Regions from separate parts of the Mus musculus genome. Here region 2 is linked to region 1. Evidence: chromatin loops called from intact Hi-C (ENCODE). Cell type or tissue: heart. All regions are shown on one strand. Each heading gives the region's core, and the rest is flanking DNA. Links, peaks and the distances in the headings are about the cores only. Region 1 has its middle 12 kb from the start of Cog6. Region 2 has its middle 65 kb from the start of Gm40048.

What was found. Hi-C counts contacts between places; a loop is a spot of excess contacts. Peaks named below come from ENCODE experiments on the same cell type or tissue, not always from the same donor. Only the 100,000 strongest peaks of a DNase experiment are listed, where the experiment ranks them.
Region 2: a loop joins it to region 1, with 7 times the contacts of the local background. A loop is called at or near these places in 14 of 42 quality-filtered maps.

Annotation. Positions count from the first base shown.
Region 1 is chr3:53,024,708-53,033,294 of GRCm38, forward strand. No RefSeq gene overlaps it. Among named protein-coding and RNA genes, the nearest start is that of Cog6, 12 kb to the left of the region's middle. In heart, for the core only: a CTCF peak has its summit at 4,514 (motif pointing right); no DNase peak of the experiment used is centred there.
Region 2 is chr3:53,326,060-53,334,646 of GRCm38, forward strand. No RefSeq gene overlaps it. Among named protein-coding and RNA genes, the nearest start is that of Gm40048, 65 kb to the right of the region's middle. In heart, for the core only: a CTCF peak has its summit at 3,671 (motif pointing left); no DNase peak of the experiment used is centred there; H3K4me3 peaks cover 283 bases; H3K27ac peaks cover 278 bases.

The DNA of each region.
Region 1 (8,587 bases), core at 493-8,492:
AATATGATATATAATATATAACAATATAATATATAGTACACAATATATTTCTATAATTTATTTTATATTTATATGTTATATATTTATCATGTACATTTATATTTCCTATATTATTTACATATTTATATTACATATCATATTTTTATACTTTATATAATTGCATATGTTACATATATAATTATAACATATATACCAGTTCTGTTCTTTTAGAGAACTCTAATAAAGCATGTACCTACTGACCTTTACCTTTTACTCTAGAGACACTTACAGTGTTTCCCTGTAGAAACACATCCACGTTCACTATTGCTCTACTCACTGCTGTTAGGAAATGGGATCAACCTGGATGCCTATCAACAGATAACTGGATTGCAATAATGCGATCCATATATACAGAGAATGTTACTCCACTAGGATGGGAAGTGAAATCATCAAATCTGCAGGGGAACAAAGTACCCGGGGGAAATATATTGAGTTAAACGACTCAAACTGAGAGTGACAGAGCTTGTGTGCTCTCTCTCCTGACTGGAGCCTACCTTCACTTTTCTGCTTTGTTTAGTCTGTTTCAGTTGGAGCCCAGGTGAAAGCCAGTAGACTAGGAAGAGGCCTTGGTGGTTATGAAGGGGAGCCATACCCAATAGGTGAGACAAATGTACTCAGGTGGATTTCTGAGGGTGAAGACCATGACCAGCAAGGGGAGTGGGAGTGTGGAAGAGATGACGAGAACTGTATGGAGCCCACTGTCTCACAGACCGACTTTAAAATAGTGGATGTGTAGTGGATCACAGGTGACTTGAAAGATGAGGTGTGAATACTGAGGGTAAAGGACTAAGTTGGGGAGAGGGAATAAGAGAGAGGAGGAGGTAGTGAGGGGTTAAACAAAATGAAAGGCCTATAAACAAACAAAAACAAACACCCTCATGGAAACTGATGGCTATTCTAAGTTGTCAACTTAACTACATCTGGAATTAAATAAAAACCCCAGTCGCTGGGCACACCTGTGAGGAATTTTGGTCAGAAGACCCACACTAAATCTAGTCCACACGCTCTTGTCGCAGACTATAGAAAGGACAAGGAAGAAAACAGCTTTCGCTCTTTGCCTGCTTGCCCTCACACTTAACTTACTAATGTTAGAAACTACATTTCTGGGATTCCGGCATATTCCGAAGACCAGCTGAGACATCCAGCATCATGGGCTGAACAACTGCTAGACTCTCAGACTTCACTGGGAGACAGCCATTACTGAACTGGCTGGACCACAGCCTGTAAACCACTTTATAAATCCTCTTTTATACATAGATTAATTCTATCAGTTCTGTCCCTCTGAGAACTGAGACTAATACAGAAAACCACTAGTTAGCAAGCAAATTTCAAAGTATAACTTTTAAACGGTTTGTGTGTGTGTGTGTGGGGGGGGGGGGTGCTGGAGAGATGGCTCAACAATTAAGGGCATTAGCTGCTTTTCTGGAAGACTCAGGTTTGATTCTCCACACTCATGTGGCAGCTCTCAAGTCTCTGTAATCACAGACTTGTTGGATAAAGACTTAAAATCAGTGACCTTAAAAGCTCTCACCCTTGTTACACCTCTAGCTAAGGAACTATAGGCAGTTGATAGCTGCTGGGAGAAGGCCAGAACACAAGTGTGTGGCCCCTGGTAGGTCCACCATATGCCAGTGGAAGGCCACACGAAGGTTATAAAAGCACACTGGTTAAAGTAAGAAATCTACCAGTCAGGGCTGACAAGGTGCCCAGGACCTCCTGTTTCAACTGATGGAGTGCTGACCTTGTGTGGCGCCACACACAGTTCTCTTTGACTTGACCAAGTTCACCCTTTGTATTACATAAATATCTAGGTTCTTTGAAACTATGTAATATCCTGCATTTAGATACTCTCTAAATTATTTCCTTTAAGATTTGTGGGTCCCTGTTTTATTAACACCTTGTGGTCTGCTCCTGTATGCTCTTTAAATGCTCAGATGTGGTTGGGGTCAGCACATCCATGCTGATCCGTATGTCTGTTTGTTCTTAGTGTGTGCTGCTGTGGTGATATCCTAGGAAATCCAACTACGCTCCTGATCACCAACACACATCACTGATGTGCCCACACACAGAGGACACACATCAGTGGCCATTGTCACCTGTCCCTGTCCATACTCATAGGAATTAAAAAAAAAAGACTGGTTTTTAGACCTGAAAATGTCACGATTCTGAACAAGGAAGATAAGGAAGACATCTAGACTTTCCCTGTGTTTGGGACTCCTTTGTTTACCCTATAGCTGGGTATAATAGTTTGGGAAACTATTATAATTTGAGACTTCTAAGGAATTTAATATACTCATCTGCACTGAATTGTTTTTGCTAAAATATGTTTGAAAATTATATTTAAATTTGAGTAGAAAGAGAAATTGTTAAGGGGAGGAATTTTATATGTAATTAAACATGAATTTGTTCATGTTCAGTCTTTACTTTCCTTCTGCCATGACTCAATACCGCTGTGGATATGCAGGGATGGGGAAAGGAAAACTCAACAAAGACATTTCCATGGAACACAGAGGGATGGTAGAGGATTTTTCCTTACCAGGAAGAACTCGATGATGTCATGGTGAAGTCTGAGAATAAAGTCTCAAGTTTAACTTGTTTGTTTGTTTTTTTTTCTTTTGCTTCATTTTTCTACTCTCATTTTGTCATCAGCACTTGAATCCTCACATGAAGAAGTGAAATAACATAGATGTGTGAAATCCAGTATGCCCTTGGCAGTACAGGTCACCTCCAGTATAATCACTTCTGCTAGAACTCATGTGACATGTGACACATGACACAAGACCTGTGGCTGGAGCAGAACTCATGATGACATGTAAGAACCCCGTGGCTTGGCCCTCGGCTTCTTACTCCTGGCATGACGTCAGTCTGTTGGAATAAAACCCCTGAGTCTGTTTCCTCTTTGGTGGATGGAAAGAATCATTCCGCTTGCCAGATACCACTAACTGCAACTTAAATGAGAGATAGTGCCTGCCTGTCTTGAAAACACATGGACCTGTAACGTGTTTCTCAAAGGTGAGGCTTAACTAGTCCTTAGGACTCACAACATGGAGATGGACATAGAGAAAATAATAGTCCTGAAATAAAATCTACTTTGGAATATTTGCAAATTATGAGAGTTGCAAAGATAACATGGTGAGCCCCTTGACCCATGTTGGTGTCTTCTCATGTCAACTAAATTTAAATTTGAGTAGAAAGAAAAATTGTCAATCTTATATTCCTGTGGTAAATTTGTTCACACCAAGAAACTGACATTGGTATTTTATTAACTAATAACCAAACTTTCACCAAATGGACTCTTCCCTAGTTTTTGTTTTACTGTCCTTTCTAGCACAAAGATCCATTCAGGATGCTAAATTTGATCCTCATATTCCTTAACCAAACACCTTAAAGTTTCTTCTGCTGCAATGAAACTCCATGACCAAACGCCACTTGAAGAGAAAAGGGTTTATTTCATTCCCAGTTCTTAGAACAGATCACCATCAAAAGCAGTGAGGGCAGGCATTCAGTGCACGGCAGGAGACTGAAGGTCATAGAGGGATGCTGCTTACTGGTTTGCTCCCATGGTTTGCCCAGACTGCTTTCTTATAGAAGCCAGGACCACCAGCTGAGGGATGGCACCACCCATAATGGGCTAAGCCCTCCCTCATCAATCACTAATTAAGAAAATGCCCTACTGGCTTGTCCACCGTCTGATCTTATGGAGGCACTTTCTTTTTACTTTTAAGACTTATTTATTTTATGTATGTGAGTACACTGTTGCTGTCTTCAGACACACCAGAAGAGGGACCCATTACAGATGGTTTTGAGCCGCCATGTGATTGCTAGAAATTGAACCCAGGACCTCTGGAAGAGCAGTCAGTGCTTTTAATCGCTGAGCCATCTCTCTAGCCTGGAGGTATTTTCTTAAATGAGGTTCCTTCCTCTGTAATGATTCTAGCTTGTGTCAGGTTGGCATAAAACCAGTCAGCACAGCAAATTTCTCCGAATTTCCTTTTACTTTTCCTGGATTGACAGGTGCAGACTTTTGCATGTATTGCGTACACTGTCCCCAGGCTTCACCTTCTGGTGTGGTTAGCCTGGGTTTGGGCTCTCAGTATGGCAGCAAGGATACCTGGTATCTACAGAGCATCAGTGGGGATGTTCTCTTACTCACCCAGGTGAAGCCGTATCTGTCGACTTCCCCACTGCAGTTACATTGTTGCCCTTTCTATATACCAGTGTGGGTATGGTCACTCAGACAAGCCCACCTTCGAGGACCAGAGGATAAAGTTATACTCATGGAGAAGAGTAGAGAACGGATAGTAGTAGTGTTTGTGTGTTGGGGTGGAGGGATATACCTACGTATATTCATTGGAATATATCCAATATAGAAATATATATTTTTCTATCAGGGAAACTAGTAATTTTTAAGCCGTCAAATAATGGAAACAAAGTTGATGAGCTCCTTGAAGTACCAAACTATACCCCGGAGGCCCCAGCAGGTGTCGCTGTTGAGAGAGATTGAGTCTGTCTTTGGCTGAACACTGAAGTCCTTGATAGACCTGCAAAGTACCCTATCCATTACTCTTCCTCCAGGAAAGATTTCTCTTCTAAGTAAGGAAGAAAAAATAGCATTCACGTTCTCAAACCTGGTCGACATGAACTGGTGTATGTGAGCTTCTAGATCAGCTTCAAAGTTAGTACTGTTTCAGCACGCTTCCTCCTGCTTAGAGCTCAGACCTCTCTCTACTCGAGGTAGTAAACGGGGAGAAGAGGAGGATAAGGGCATAAAATAGATGCGATACTGAAATGACAAACTATTATGTGAAGCGTCACAGCTTCTGGTCTGAATGGCTTCTCTAAATATGTAGAGGTTCATTGAGCTTATGGTCTGATTCCTGGATTTGATTAATTTCAGTGTGTGACTTTTTTTTTTCAAGAATTGAAGATTATTGATATTTTTGCAAACTATTTTTTATCCGACCCAGTAATCATTTTCAAGAATAGTTATTAGAATTGAGAAAAATAGGGAAGTGGTATTGTGGTTTTGACCTAACGCCTTTTAGTAAGGACTCTGGAGATCATATGAATGTTTTCTGTGACCCAAAGGGCTTTTGCCTATCTAAATTACTCCAGTGACCACCTGGTCCTCAAGTTACAGAGGAGAATGCCTTAGGTGGCTGCTAGACTGGATTGACAAGATGGGCTCAGAGATAGTGCAGGAGGAGCAAAAGCCTCTTCAGCAGGCAAGCTTTCTCAAGCCTTCACACTGGGATTTCACGAATGCAGGGTAAACATTTATTCATATATATATATGAATATATGTATATGTATATATGTATATATGTACCATATAGATATACCAGATTATCAAAGACCAATTACAAGGAAATTTTTTCCTGATCATCATTTTAATATTGCAAACCCAACAATACATTAAAATTAAGATGCATTCTGATTATTTATGTGGTTGGAATTTATTATTTAGAGAAAGATCTCATATAGCCAGGCTTCCCTTGAACTTCTGTTTGCACTGGCCAACTGTCTTTATCTCCTTGGTCTGGGGTTACAGGCATGCACAATTATACCTGGTATTGGGAACCAAATTTTGGATTCTTCATAAACTCTGTAGAGTGAATCCTCTCCTTAAATGTGTCTCCCTTAAATCACGGCAGGCCAGTAAGATGACTCAGCTGGGAAAAGCACTCGCTTCCGACCTGACTGCCTGAGTTTGGTCCTAAGGAGCAACAGGAGAGAAGGAGAGATCTGACTCCTGTGAATTCTCCAATCTCCACCCATGGGTGGCATGACATGTTTCACATGCATACACACATATGCACACATAAAATCAATAAATACTATAATTTAATAAAATAAATAATGGAAAACAATACATTATTGGACCATCACCTAATTCTATATAGCAATGTATCTTATAAGGATAGATTAGATAGGTTTGGACATGTTACCAGATGATTCTAAGATAGTAAAAGTCTTATTAAATATTATTTATCACTTATTGAGTAATTACCATGTGCTGAAAATTTTCACATGCATTTTTTAGTTTTCAAAACAACACTATGAGTAAACGTTATTAAATAACTTACCTAAAAATCAGAGAGCCCGTGAGTGGATGCTATACCATCCTGCAAGATCAAATCTAGGCCAATCCAGTTGTGGGGGCAGGAATTCACTGTGCTGCCTTGGCTAGTCTACCTCTGACTGCAGTTACACTTTAACTTGGAAAATATTTGGCCAAAAAATATTTTTTATTAAAAAAATGTTGGTTTTATGTTTATGGCACCAGGTTGTGTTTTGGGACTTGATCTTAGTCAGAGCCTGGCAAATGAATCTTAGCTGAAATTTCTCAGAACAGTAGACAGAGCTTTTTTTTTTTTTAAATTAACTATTTTATTTTATTTTATTTTATTTTATTTTATGTATGAGTGTTTTGTCTGCATGTATGCATGTTCACCACAAGTGTGTGTGGTACCCAGGGAGGTCAGAAGAGGAGATTGGCTACACTGGAACTGGACTTAGTTACGGCTGTTTGTGAACCACCCTCTGGGTGCTGGGAACTGAACCTGGCTTCTTCAAAATAGCACCAAGTGCTCTTAACCACTAAGCCATTTCTCCAGCCTCAGTACGTGGTTTTAAATGTAGATTTGCATGTGCTGGGTGGTCTTTTAATGTACAAACTTGAATATGCTTAAGAATTCAGCTGAAACTGTCCAGCAGGGAAAAACAAACAAACAAACAAACAAAAGACAAACAGATGATCTGAAATAAGGACTTGAAAAAACTTTGAGAAAAAGACAATTTCCCTAGTTCTGAGTGGTTAGTACTATTACCACAATGTCATTATTATTATGGCCTTAAAAATAACCATGATGTTATTTCTGTGTCAGCAATGGAGGAATAAGGCAAGGAGGAAAAGTTTGTCTGTGACAAAAGGGCCTGTCACCTTGTCTTAAAGCAGATTCCCCCAAGCTGAAACATTCCCTGGGGCGAGGTAGAGTGAGGTGGGGGTGGGGAAGACTGGCGTCAACAGAATGTCACTTTGTCTAGGAGGGTAAAAGCCTTCAAGAGTCACAAGGCCACTCCCTTCCCAGCTATAGGAGGAGCAAACCACTTCAGGGGAAGAGATGCTGATCAAGCGACCTAACTGTAGTGATTCCTTGGCTCTGTAGAGCTGTCTGAGTTGTGCAGAGGGCCGGGTGGTGGTGGGTTACAGCCTTCGCGGTTTGTTAACTGTGTTGGGGTCTGCTCTTCAGTTGATGTACCTGTTTTTAAGTCACGGAGCTCCTGTAAACCCTTGCTCATACTCCTACACTAAAACCCATTGGTTTGCCAAGCTGGGCTTTGGTACAGTAGTTATTTGGTCTGCTTTGGTTCCCTTTCTGGGGTTTGTGGGTATGTGTGACAGCTCACCTGGGTCTCTCCTATGTTGTTGGACATTCAACGTTGTCTCCATATGGTTTTACCTGCATACTATGGCGAGAAATCTGCTACCAGCCTGATTGGCCATCAGCCTTGTCTGGCTCATTACACAGTCTAATTGCCCTGGACGCAATGGTGTTTGGGAGAGGGTCATTAGGAGATGAACAAATATGTGGGAAATACTTTTATAATCAGGGCTTTAAAAAAAGAAAAAGGCCAGAGAGCTCCCTTGTCTTCTCTGCCCTGTGCAGACACAGCAAATGAGTGATGGTGAGAGAGGAAGAAAAAGGAGGAAGAAAGGAAGAGGAGGAGGAAGAAGAGGAAGAGGAAAAGGAAGGAGAAGAAGATCATGATGATCAAGATGAAGCAGCAGCAGCTGCAACAGCAAGGGACCTCCTCCCCTCTGCCAGATAAGGTGAACTGGAGAAAGATAAGAGGACAGCTGTCAGTGAGCCCGGAAGCTAGCTTCAGCGGATACGGAGTCTTCTGAAGAACTCCACACCCACCACAACTATGAGGAAGACATTTGTGTTGTTAAGCCATCTCTGGGGTCCTTGGATTTTGTTTCTGCAGTCCAGTGGATCTCGGATTGCTGTCCCACTGTGCCTGGTGTGGGAAACAGGATAATCGGATGCCCCACTTTACAGTGTTACTTGTCCAAGGTCAGATAGCGATTTGGCAGCTAAATCAAGCCCAGAACTGGGTGTTCCTGCCTCCTAACTATGCTAAAATCTCACAAGTATCTTTTTTTGTGCCTCCTTTTTTTTTTCTTTACACTTAAAAATGCAAATGAGAGGGCATCACACAAGCAGCAGATGTTTGTGTCTCTTCCAGTTCACCAGATTCAAACTTGCTCTAATCTAGGTGATTCGGTCCCCTCCCTCAGCTGCACGCATGCTCAAATAAGACCCATGATGGTCTCAACACAGCAACTGGCATGAAAGAATGTAGCAATTTATCAGTAAGCATAATACGTGTAATTTCTGGTTAAGAATCATGACTCTGAAAGAAAAGCCCAGTGAGGTTGAAAACCAAACCCAACCAAAAACAAAAAATGAGGACCAAAATAAGAGTTCATTTGTAAGTCTGGTGTGGTGGCTCACACACTGAATCCCAGCATTCTAGAGGC
Region 2 (8,587 bases), core at 120-8,119, 300 kb after region 1:
GATACAAATAATTGCTATCTTGAGACTGAGTGTCTTAGTGTTCTACTGCTGTGAAGAGACACCATGACCACAGCGACTCTTACAAAGCAAAATATTTTTAAAAAAATTTTTGTGATTTTTTAAATTCATTTACTTCATGTACATTGCTGCCCAGAAGAGGCCATCGGATCACAACAGATGGTTGAGAGCCACCATGCGGTTGCTAAGACTTGAACTCAGGACCTCTGGAAGAGCAGTCAGTGCTCTTAACTGCTGTGCCATTTCTCCAGCCCAAAGCAAAACATTTACCTGGGGCTGGCTTACAGTTTCAGAGCTTTAGTCCATTATTGTCATGGCTGGGAGCACGGTGGCATGCAGGCAGACATGGTGCTGGAGATGTAGTAGAGAAATCTACATCCAGATTGATAGGCAGCAGAAAGACTAGACATTGGGCGTGGCTTGAGCTCTCAACATCCCATAGCTTACCCCTAGTAACATACTTCCTCTAACAAGGCCACACCCACTCCAATAAGGCGACACCTTCTAATTCCTGTCAAGTAGTGCCACTCTCTAATGTCCAAACATTCAAATATATGAGTCTGCCTATTGGGTCCTTTTCTATTCATGCCACCACACTGGGGATTGTCAAACCGCTAAAATGAAGATAACTAACTGATTAGTGTGCCCTCACTTCAGAATCTCTCAGAATTCTCTCTGGCTGCTGGTTCTGTTCCTCTGAGTCCTAAGAAGGTTGCTGATGGGGAGAGAGCTAGCAAGCTATTCTCTGTCTCAGAATGGATAAAGGTGACTGGGAGGCTGTCTCAGTGTGGAGTGGCTGTAAAGGCCCATTCCACGTACTGCTCTGTGCTGCCTTTTATACAACCACCTGCTTGGGGGTGCTTAATGTGTTTCTGGAATGTGGGAAGAGAAACACTCAGCCTTCATGCACAAACCCACAGGAACCCAAATTTTTCCCAAAAACTTTCATTTACATTCACACGTCTGATTTGCATGCTCTTTGTAAGGTCTTATGTTAGGAAATATACTTACACTTGCCTTTTGACTAGCATGCTGTCACGGTGTAGTTAATTTACAGTTGTGTTAGGAGCTTCATTGGAAACGGGTAATTTTGCATTCAGTGTGTACAGAGTGGGAGGAAGAGATAAGAATAAGATGAAAAGGCTCTGAAGATGAAAGCTGTAAGTGAAGACAGGTATAAGTGGCTTAATTCATCTTTTATTCTGCAGCACAGGAGGGAGGCAGAAACCTCCGTTTCAAAGCCATGTCATGCGTGCTACCGTGCGTGTATAGGGATATTTGACAACCACTCACTTTCATATCTGGAAAATTAATCAGATCTGACAGCTGTTGCCCCCATATGTGCGGGCCTTTCCCAGTTTTATCAATACCCTAATTGATAACCACGAAGCCATAGCTGGCTGGGTGTTCACAGATGCAAATCTCCTTATTATTTTACCAGGGGTCTTTGGGTGAGGACTGAAGCCGACTGTGTGCTGGAATCAGGCATTATATCTAGGTCACTGACAACCCAGCCGGAAGATTGACAGCAGCCCCTTTCGTCTGAGAACAGATGTGTCTCAAGGGAGAGTCAGTGGTTGGATTCACTGATGGATTGTCTGTCCACAGGGCTGAATCTCTGGGAGGAAAAAGAATACAGGACCTGCCTGCCACTTAATTCCTCAGGCAGAAAACTTCTATGGAGAAGAAATCCACCCTCAGGGGAGTAGGAGGCAGCTGCCCTCTTGCAGGACCAGAGGCCCCGAATGCAAGCAAGACATACGAATTTTAATGAAGTAGAGCACAGCCCCACTCCGGGGTCAGGGTGGCAATGTTCCTGGAGAGGACAGGCTTCAGGAAGTGATGAAAGGGTCATCTGAAGGAGCTGCTCTACACCTCAGGTGACAGTGCTCTCTGCTGCTGAGACCTGGACTGGTTTTCCGAGTCTGCCAGTCAAAGTTAGATAGATTGGTTAACGCAAAATCAACACCAATACTTTAATTAAAAAAAAAAAATCCCTGAAAGCAAAAGGAGAGACTATTTGGGAAAGGAAAAGGACTCAGCCAGAGACAGGCAGGAGTGGGGGAAGATGATAGAGGGATGGGATGAATAAGAACAAAGGGTGTGTATGAGCATGTGTGTGTGCATGTGTGTGTGTGCATGTGTGTGCATGTGTGTGTTTGCATACATGTGTGTGCATATGTGTCTCTGTGTGTGCATGTGTTTACATGTGTGTGTTTGCATGCATGTGTGTGCATATATGTCTGTGTGTATGTATATGTGTGTGCATGTGTGTTTGTGTGTGTGCATGCATGTGTGTGCATTTGTATGTAAAAAGGCCATAATGAAACCCATTGCTTTGTATGCCAACTTAAAAATTAAGCAGATTGTTGGAAGTAGGGCAAAACTTGAAGGTTTCAAAACCCTTGGCCAGGGTGTGCACCAGAAGACTGGCAAAGAGCACCAAAACTGTGACTCACTCCAGAAAGCACTGTGAAGCCGAAGAACCTGGGAGATTGGCATTTTAGGGTCTTCTTTACTAAAGCGTTATAAACTGGAGATCATTGCTGAGACCCACATTCCTTTCACTGCTTGTCTTTGGGAGCCTCCTCTGAGACAAGCACCCTTTAGGCGCCATAGCCAGTGTGATTGTAATACACTCTACCCATGGACAATCATAGTCCAGGGTGAGAGACACAAACCAGTAGTGGCCCTGTGATCTTCTGAGAGCTGTGTCCGATTTTCACACAAGGTGTGTCTGATTAGACTCAAGAGAGAGTCAAGAAAAATCTTCAGGAAGAAGGTATCTTAGCTGAATTTCAAAGGATCTGAGAAGAGTACCCTACACAGTTTATCATTTGTTTCTTCAACCAATGTTTGTTGGATGCCCACTGCAGTAGACTCCGTTTTAGGGACAGCTATCATAATGGCAAGTCAAAGAAATACCTATGAGCAGAAGTTCAAGGGGGGATAACTCAGTTTCCATGAACAAGTTTACACAGAGAGGCCAGTGATACTCTGGAGTCAGAAGGGGCCAGGGTAAACCATGTGTATACGAGATCCTGAAAAGAGGTAGTGTGCATCCTCCTGTTAGTTCTCACTGCTGCCTATGACGCTCTACTGGAAACAGGATGCGTGAGAAAGTGAAGAGGCTTCTTGTAAATACTCCACACGTTTGAGAAATCAGCAAGTGATCCTGCTTGCCTGGACCACGGTCAGCATGAACGTTTATTAGTTACCGCCATAGGAAAGAATTCATAAACCATGCTCATTTGCCTTGCCCAAAAGCCAAAGCAAATCATGCGAACAGCAATGCCAGGCACCCCCTGAAATGATGACTCTGGTCACTGTCATCCTTGCACTCTGCAGAGGACATCAGCTAATTTCCTCAGCTAAGACGTGCACTCTGCGGATTTTACAATATCCCAGAAATTCTCCTAAGAAACTATTCTTCATCTAATTATTTAAAAATGTTTCTAAGGACAAATCACATGACCTGAGCTAAGCGAAAGTGTCCACCTGATACACTGTTCACATGCTATTTCTGTTCAGGAACCTGTTTCATCAGAGAAACTTTTACATGAGCCTAGAAATACAGATATTTATAACATAGGTACCCAATCGTCTGTTAACTCCACTTTCAGGGGATCTGACACCCTCTCCTGGCCTTAGGGGGTACTGCATGCACATGTATGCAGACAAATAGACACAAAATACAGACTTTAAAAACATATAGTGTGGCTGGTTGTGAGTTGTGAATATCTTTCTGAAACTCATCAAGCAGCACACAGACAAGGATAATCACTCTCTACAAATTTCCCTTTCATTGTAGAAAAATATAAACTACGTTTTAAAAAGCAGTAGTTTAGTTCTAAATGAACAAATTATAGGTTTAGATTTATCACTCTAATATATGAGCAGTCACACGAACCCCTTAGAATTTAGATATTCTTACAGGCACAGATAAGTGATATTTCTGAACAAGCAAAATGGGAATCCAACCAGGACCATGGTTATCCTTATGCCAACCTGGGAAACCTATATCCTTTAGAGCTTCATTCTACAAATCCAGGTTGTGGTAAGAGAATGGTACATGGCTTTACTCCAAGGCTATATACCATGACATCAGTTTATATCAGGAGTAATGGTATGGTGAGAGCATTATATTTTGGTTGGTAGCATTGTGTTATCTATTCTGCTTTTAAATTTTATTAAACTACTTAGTTGCTCACCCACAGCTTAATATCTTCTACAAGAGGCTAATGCTGTACAGACTCTGGGGTAATTTGCATGCACCCCAGATTTATCAGGTAATCAGGTAACCACTTAGGAGCTAAATTTACTGATCTTACATGCATTCCAGGGGGGATAAAGCAGACTGACTCTTCTTCATGGTGACTTCAGAAGCCCAGTTTCTAAAAATATCTGCAGTGAAGGAGACTTGAGCAGCGCCCTGTGCAGCAACATCTCACAAAGGCTGTTCCCTGGGATACTGACTAGTGTTTCACGGAGAGTCGTTAACAGCTCTTAATGACAAAAGGATCCTGTGGTCAAGTCAATCCATGTTACCGTGAGTCAACGTTAAATAGATTTCTTCTTACCTTAGGATATAGTCATTTTTAATCAATCCCATGAATGGTTTAGGAATTTCTCAGAAGGAGCTATAGCTTACAGCATTTTGCATTTCCTCCTGACCTTAAAAATGGGTGCATGGCAGTTGGCAGCACCTGTGGGATAGCTTAGGAACCAGGCACAGATTGGCCATGGCGATCCAGCAGCTTGGTCACTTCACTGGAAGTCCCGGTATTGCAGTGCTTTGAGGAAGAGTGGGTAGTGAAGTATGTGAAAGAACAATCTGGCACTGGAGACAGAAGCAGGAAACCACTAAGCAACAATGTATCTAAGCTGGTGCACAATTAATGTATTTCCAGAAAATACAGAGCTGGATGCAGAGGCCTGGAATCACCTGCTGTTTTAAAGAGGCCAGAGTCTCTCTTCACAGCTGACCCTGTGCCAGATTCTGATCTTAGCAGAAGAAGCAAGAGTGTCTGTCAGAAGGTGTTTGTGGACCCAGAATTCTATGGAGGAAGCTGGGAGGAAGAAATGGCCTCTAGAGAGGGCAATTCATGAGAACATGAAGAACATCACCTGTTATACTCAGGAGAGGTCCTTCCTGGAATGAACCGTGGTCTCTGACACAAAATGCAGATGTTCTAAAGACAGATGGCTCCTTGGGTACTTTCTCTAGCTCCTCCATGTTGGGGGCCCTGTGATCCAAATCTGCAACCCTATAGGAGGAACAACAATATGAACTAACCAGTACCCCCTGGAGCTCGTGTCTCTAGCTGCATATGTATCAGAAGATGGCCTAGTTGGCCATCAGTGGAAAGAGAGGCCCATTGGTCTTGCAAACTTTATATGCCTCAGTACAGGGGAACACCAGGGCCAAGAAGTGCGAGTGGGTGGGTAGGGGAGTGGGGGGGGGTATGGGGGACTTTTGGGATAGCATTGGAAATGTAAATGAAGAAAATACCTAACAAAAATAATTTAAAAAAAAGACAGATGGCTCTAGAGACACAAGAATGGGGGGGGGGTGACCAAGAGACTATACTGGAGAACCAGGGGTGGCCACTAGTTTTTTAGAAATAAGGAAGTGAAAATTGAGTTCATAACCTATTTTTTTTTGTTTGTGCATAGCATCTAGTAACTTGTTGGGTATCACTGTGTGTTATGGGTTATCTGACAAGATTTTCACAATACCATGGGTGCTAAAGAGAATTACGGATTCAGAGAGACCGTGACACATCCATGGTACACAGCAGCTGTACCCACGGCCGCTTACCCAGGAAGCGGCTATTAGCAGAGACTGGCAGCAGGAGTCATACAAACACATTTGAAAAACAGGAATGAATTAGAGACCTTTCCAAGCTCAGACAAATGCATCAGAGAAAGAAGAAAACAGGAAGATTAAACTCTGTAATTGGCATTGGCTGTGTACTTTCCTCACCTTATTGAAAAAGCCTTTCTGGGTTTTCCTCTTCATACCCTCCTGCCCCTTGTAGGCCAAACCCAGGAACAAACTCTGTAAACAATAGCTTGTGGCTCAGAGGAAAAAGTCAACAATCGACTTGGGTGAGGGAGAGATTCATTAATCACTGAAGCAAATCTTTGCTCCCTCCTCCATTTCTTCTCTTTCTCTCCAGAAAGAAAGAAAGAAAGAAGAGAAGAGGGTGAAAGAATGCTTTAGACCAGCTTCAGACTAGTCGGAGCACAGGGTGGATGAAGTCATTCGGTGAGAAAACCCCTAACAATGAGGACTGTAAAGACAATGGGAAAATGGCTCCTCGGGCATCTCTGTTCCACTCCACAGTGTTGCTGTGCACTGTGGTAATGATACTCAATAACCCACCTAAATTTAGCACATGCTTCTAAGACTCTATGGTGAAGGAACAAATTCACCCCCTGCCACCTCAGACTCTCAGCTCCTAAAATTCTTGGGATTTCTACAGCTCTACACCTGTGTCTTTTATACAATAATGACGTAACTGGTGAGTCTCTTTTGGACAAAACTCTCTGGCCAGAAAGATTAAGTCATGGGTAAAAGATTGTAACTTTAGGAAGGATGGGGTGAGACACGGCCTCACAGTGTAGCTCTGGCTGTCCTAGAGCTCACTATGTGGAGGAGGTTGGCCTTGAACTCACAGAGATCCACCTGCCTCTGCCTCCTGAGTGATAGAGCAGTCTGCATATAAACACCAATGTGAGTGGCTCTAAACATTTCCGGGTCAGGGAACACATGAGAGCATCCTGGAGAGAGTGTGGAGGTCTGGACTCTTCTCCTGTCCCTTGTCTTCTGCATTCGGCTGGCCAGGAGCTGTCTTCCTCATAATACATGGATAATTGTATCTAAATTGTATCTAATTGTTGGGTTTGGGTGATCCCCCCCCCCACCAGTGATATTCTTAATTCTAGCAAAGGATTGAACCAAGGATGGAAATGGCTGGACTGAAAAGCAGGGAGCTTCCTGGGACTGAGGCTGTGGGGTCCGTGGTGACTCAGGTGTGTGTGGCATGTATTTTAGATTATCCAATTGGTAACTGGAGATCCATACTTTAGCTTTGCCAGGATTAAAACCTTACCTTTGCTTCAATCCCTCATGTGTAAAGTAAGGGAAATTTTGGGGGAGGAATTAAAACATAAGTCAGGAGCATTAATGAGCCTAGCTATCCAGGACTCAGAAACATAAATGGGTCTGGATATCCTGGACTCAGAACATTGACAAACTGGCTACCCTGGACTCGGGATATTAATAGAGCTGGAGACTCTGGATACAGGATATTAAGGAACCTGGACACTCTGTTTCTTCCTTATTGTGTTTCTACCTACTCTTTGGAAATCAAAAGTCATTTCCATTGCTTTAGAAACGTGAAAATGAATTATATGTAACTGGTTTTGCCTTTAAAAGAATATTAAAAATTTCAGATAGGAAGCATGAGATATAGTTTAAACCTCTGGGGAAGCATTCTTCAGAATTATCAGGAAAAACCCAATTAAAAGTAATGAATAGGAAGAATAATATGTCTATCAAATCTTTAATTAAATGAAGTAGAAGGGTTTTTTTGCCTCTCAAAATGTTTCTTATTTATATAATTATCTTTATTAATAATTATTAGAAAATTATTTATTTATTGAAATTTCAGTGAAAGGCACTACAACTCACATGGACAGAATAAACATTGCTAATACCCTCCAACCGCAATGCATATTTCTTAATCCTATGCTAATATCCAATTCATTTTTTTCTGGAATATCTAGGTAACAATTTAAAGATAGTTCCTTAGGGTACTAGAAGTAATTATTTGTGCACAGTGAGGCTGGGTGGAGAAAAAGGTAATAAATGCCATCGTCCTGCTAGAGTGTAGCATCAGCGTCGAACTCTCTGTGGCCCTCAGCAGCGTCTCAGCTAGAAAACAAAAGCAGGGCACTTACCAAGGATAATTTGAGAATCCACCAGGGGCAAAATGGACATGCAAAGGTTCTGTCTCAAAGAGAAAACCTAGGCATGTGGGGCAGAGTCTGAAGCACGCTGGCACGCTAGCAATATCACAGGCAGAAAGAACTACAGCGGCGGGGAGGAGTTCGTACCGAGCAGACCTTGGAATTCGGAAGTTACCCAGAGCAGCGTGGGTGAGCTGGATACCATCGGGTGAACTTAGGAGCACAGATAAGCTTCCTTCTTCCCTGAAGAAACAATTCAGTGGCTCCTCTATGCCCAAGATTTCCCGCTGGCCCTGGGCACACTGCCTACCCACAGGCTTTAGATTTTGAATTTGCTTAGCTCTTCCCACCCCAGAAAGTTAAAGTCCTTGTCGCAAATCTCTGGGATATGAGACCCGCTTCTCTGAGGAGCTCAAATGATGCAGGGTTTAGGCAATTATTTGGTGACAAGGATTGACCATCTTTTATTAAGACTAACCTTGTCTTATGAGCCAGAATAATGAAAATCCAATGTTAAACCGAACGTAATAAATGACCCTAATATCTCCAGGCTGTCTACAGAAATATGAGCTGCCTGCTTTTTCTGCAGGGT